Regions from separate parts of the Mus musculus genome. Here region 2 is linked to region 1. The links are chromatin loops, found by intact Hi-C in ENCODE. Cell type or tissue: left cerebral cortex. All regions are shown on one strand.

Region 1 (2,500 bases):
TCATAGTCTTAGCACACAGGAGACTGAGACAGATCTGCTGTAGGTCTGAGGCTGGCGTGGCTGCAGAGAGAGTGTCAGAGTAATCAGGACTACATAACAAGACCCTTATCTCAAAAAACCAAATGGATAAAAAGAAGAACATTGGGCCCAGAATCTGATGTCTAAGCCAGGACTTGTCACTCATTAGGAATCATGGCAGCCAAAGATTAATACTTCAAAGTGTCTGATATTGTTACTGGGTAAAGTGCTTCACACACACGCACACACACACACACACACACACACACACACACAGGAGGACCTAACTTAGACAAATCCTAGGAAAACAGAGAGAGCATGGTGACACATGGTGGGCAATGCCTACAAACCCATTGCTAGGAAACAAACAGGAGCAGCTTCAGAACTAACTGGCTAAAAATCAGCAATTCCCTGGCTAAATAAGATACGCTGTCTCAAAAGACAGGGATTATTGGCACCAGAGGAACAGCTCATGTACATGTGTGCACACCCAGACACAAACACATACAGAGAGAGAGAGAGACAGAGACAGACAGAGACAGACAGACAGACAGACAGCGCCTGGTATAACAATACATGCTTAAAAACTTCATATCATTCTTGCTACCTTGTACCTTATAGGCACATAACCCCTCTGGTTTTTGTTATGAGCTCTCCAGATTTTCCAGGCAGTGCCTGTCTTAACTTCACAAGCATCTTTCAGTTTGGTTTGCTTGTGATTTCAAATTATGTCCTAAAAAAAAATCAAAATGTTATTAGATATTAATCAGAACACAGTAATTAATCTCAGCTTCCTTTCATCAGAAAATGTTTAGATTTCCATTTTCACAGCTAGTTCCCATGTAGAGAAAAATGAAAATCCAACCACTTCGTAAATCTTGTATCATCCTGATACGCTGTGCTTTAAAATAAACTGGAGTATTGATTAGAGAGAGACAGACAAGCCTGGGGCTGCAGGTTTGGTTACCACCTTAAGCAGCTACTTCCTTTCTAGGTGACGCAGGAGAAAGCCTGGGGCTGTGCTCAGGCTGCAGCAACCCCTTGGCTAAGTTCCTGCTCCAACTTTACTTTGGAGACAGTTCTCTCACTAGTGTCCAAACCCAAGCCACCAGCAGATGGTGCTCTCTGAGCATAAGCAGATGAGTCCCACTCTGCAGAAAAAAGAAAGCCAAAAGGTCATGACTGCATTCAAAGACTTTAACCTGAAGTGTGAATGACTGAAGTATTCAGGAGAAAATAATTAAGCAATGTTAAGCTTTTATAAACCTAGTAATACTATTTAAGTTTTCCTAGGTAAATATTTTAAGGTTAAAAAAAATTAATGCATTGTAGTGGGAAATTACATCATGAGCTATGGTTTTTCTCTCTGCAATCACCATGTTTGGGGGGGGGGGGGTGGCTCAGACAATACCTCCATGTGTAAAGTGTTTGCAATGCAAGCGTAAGGACCTGAGTTCGGATCCCTCGAGCCTACATAAGCACTGGGCATATGTAAACAGGCACTAGAAGGCAGAAACAGGAAATCATAGTGGGGGGGGGGGGGTGCGGGGAATGGGTATCTGGACACCGGCTGAGATGACCAGGCTCAGTGAGAAACCCTGACTCAGAATCCGAAGGCTGGTAAGAGGGTGCAGGGTGACAGGAAAGAGCTGACTCCTGCTGCCAACTCCTCTGGTTGCCATACACTCATGTTGAGCATACATGTGTTCAAGCACACAACTAGCAGTGACCAAGGTAAAGTGGACAGCGATAAAGGTCAACCTTACACACACACATACACAACTTTCCAACTCATGTTAACTTTAAGCAGCTTGCCCATCCCCCATTCTCCTGTCTGTTTCCTTCCACTCCTCTGACACCTCACCTTACTGAAGAAGTCTGTTTTCTTTGCAGTACTGAAGTGGAGCCCAGACTCCAGGAGCCAGACAAGAATTGCTACCACTCAGCTCCATCCTGATTTTGTTGACTGTTGCTTCTTTTAAATGCTCATTCATTTCTAAATTTGTCAGGAAAAAAAGAATTCTAAGTCTTCCAATGGCTTTCTAAACTTCCCAGTAAAGTATTAAATTATATGTAATTGGGTATCCTGTCCCTGATCCCCATCAAATATTCAAACAATCTGATCATCACTACAGTAAACAGAGTGCACACACCCAAAAAGAAACAAAACAAAACACAGAAACGTTAACAAAATGTTTACTAATCAACTGGGTCCGTTTTCATAAAGCAGGAATCTGAATCTTAGGCACACCACATGAATTTGCACATTTATTATGTGTAATTTCAAGACAAAAGATAGAAAGGAGTACTGTTAATGGTCTGCTTCCCACGAGCAATCCCACACACGCTGCTGGGAGAGTTCTGTGTCACCTTGACACAAGCTAGAGTCATCTCAGAGGACAAGCCTCAGTGGAGAAGATGCCTCTGTAAGGCTATAGCTAAACCTGCAGGATGCTTTCTTAATTAATGATTGATAGGGGAG
Region 2 (2,500 bases), 56 kb after region 1:
TCAAGGTAGCCTGAAACTTGCTATGTCACCCAGGCTGGCCTCAAACCCACAATCCCTCTACCTCAGCATTCCAACCACTCCTATTATAGGCTTGTACCACCATGCCCAGCTCTGAGGACAAAATATGAAAACATCCTTACCCGTGAGATGGATCAGCAGGTTGCAGCACTTGTCACACAAGCCTGAAAATCTTACTATGCTCCATCCCTGGGGATGCATGGTCAGAGGGCAGAAACAACTGAAAACAGTCCTCTGACCCACAGACACAAATTAAACAAAGACACACATGCACACATATACACATGTACCAGGCAAGTATGCACGCACATCATGTGTATTGTAAAAATAGGAAATAAACTAAATTTCCAATAATGGGTAACTTTTTTTTTGTATCTACACAGTGAAACGTTACACAGTCTTTTAAATTTTTCCTCAAAAATATTAAAGGATGTGGGCAAAATGCTAATATGTTAAGGAGAGTAAACTGAAAGACTTACACAGGTGCTGTGCCATCAATTATTTTAATAATCGTGTGTGGGGCTGGGAGTATAAATGGACAAGGGAAGTGTTCAGCGAGCACAGAGCTGGGGGTTCTAACCCTAGCATCCTGCACACAGCCACAAACACACAAACTTCAGGTATCTACACACAAGCACACAAAGAGACAGAAAAGATACAGTTTCTGAAACTTTAAATTACCTGAGTGGTAGGGGTATTCATGCTTTATTGTCCTCTAAAATTATCTGGATGTCCTCATGTCATGCAATATATATTAGCTTTATTATAAGAAATACATGGGTTGAAGAGGTGACTCAATGGTTCAGAGCACTGGCTGGTTTTTACAGAGGACCCAGGTTTGGTTCCTAGCATCCACATGGTGGCTTTACAACCACCTATAACTACAGTTCTGGAGTATGCAATGCTTTCTCCTTACTCCTTCAGGCTACTGCACACACATGGTGCATACACATGGTACACACACATGCAAACACAAAATAATTAATAATAATATTTTCTTCAAAAGTATCAGGTATGGTTGCTCACATCAGTGCCTTTGGCACAATCCTGGGCTCTAGAGTGCTAAACTGATAACGCTGAAGATGGAATGTGCAGCTACGGGCTGCAACCAAGCTTGTCCAATCCCACATAGGCTACCAAGGAATCTGGAAATTACTTTATTATAGATGCATGTGTTCTCAAGGGCTGCATCAATGAGCTCCGAGGCCTGAAATCCAGTGTGGGCACCCACCCACTTCCACACCATAACAGAATAGAATTCTCATTCAAATAACAAAATCCAATAAAACAAATTGTAGAGTGCATTTGTTTAAAGGAAACACCACTTCTGTGTTGTCTTCCACTTCTGTGCCAGCACTAATTTACCAATCAGTCAGGTCCCTGAGGAGGCTTGCATAGTAATGATTCTCCATAAACAAGGGAGAAGAAGATGCTGGCATCTTTCCACCGCCAACGGCACAGAGCACCAACTCAAAACCAGAGGATGAAAATCTGGACAATGCAGCCTCCAACCTCAGCTATGGATCCTGTCCTCATCCTGATTTCAATACCCTACTCACTGCTATCACAGTCAGCCAGAAATCCTACATCACAGTGGCCAAAGCAAAAAACACAGGCATCAGAGAAGGGAAAGAGTATGCATTCTTTCAGGTGAAGCAGGGTGAAGAGTTATAACAGAGTTAACAAAAAACAATGAAAAGTTGGAAAGTTCTGTTGCAAACCTCACACACACACACACACACTCACACATGCACACACATGCACACTCACGCACACACTCACACATGCACACACTTATGCACACACATGAAGACACACAGACACATATACACACTCACACATGCACACACATATACACATGAAGACACACATACACACACTTGTGCACTTGTGCACATACTTGTGCACACATGTACACACTTATGTACACACATGAAGACACACATATACGCATATGCACGCACACATATACACACATGCACATACATATACACACATGCACACACTCACACATGTACACACTCATGCACACACATGCACACAGACATTCCAGGAAATTCTAAATATCTCAATTTGATTTTTTTTTAACATTTATGAGTCTAACAAAAACTGAGTACAATTCTGTAGCCCACAGCGTTACACAACAGAGTCAATGATTACCTCAGAGACACTTGAAAGCCTGTGACTATCAAACAAGTCCGTCAGCAGTGGGAAATGGATTGGTAATAACATGGTGTCTCACAACCATCAGAGCCCCTACAACATACACGTACACACTCAAACATGCACACACATGGAGGTCAGCCCGTGCAGATCTCTGCTTAAAGGTGAATACACAGAAGCAATGTTGTGATCTCCTTGGAAAGAAATGAGGCAGGCTACCTATGGAGGTGGGTCAGGACAGTCACACATACCATAGTTCATTCTTAGGGTTCCAGTGGCTACATGATAACTCCTCTAACTCAAGAGCTCACAGGCACCA

The links. A loop is a pair of places that touch in the nucleus more often than their neighbours do. Peaks named below come from ENCODE experiments on the same cell type or tissue, not always from the same donor. Only the 100,000 strongest peaks of a DNase experiment are listed, where the experiment ranks them.
Region 2: it touches region 1 in a loop (2.1-fold over the local background); 1 of 42 quality-filtered maps calls a loop at or near these places.

Annotation. Positions count from the first base shown.
Region 1 is chr8:127,137,970-127,140,469 of GRCm38, reverse strand. All of the region lies in intron 1 of Pard3 (par-3 family cell polarity regulator), which reads right to left. Among named protein-coding and RNA genes, the nearest start is that of Pard3, 75 kb to the right of the region's middle. In left cerebral cortex, a CTCF peak has its summit at 1,130 (motif pointing right); a DNase peak (open chromatin) is centred at 1,125.
Region 2 is chr8:127,081,609-127,084,108 of GRCm38, reverse strand. All of the region lies in intron 1 of Pard3 (par-3 family cell polarity regulator), which reads right to left. Among named protein-coding and RNA genes, the nearest start is that of Pard3, 19 kb to the right of the region's middle. In left cerebral cortex, no CTCF peak of the experiment used is centred here; a DNase peak (open chromatin) is centred at 1,436.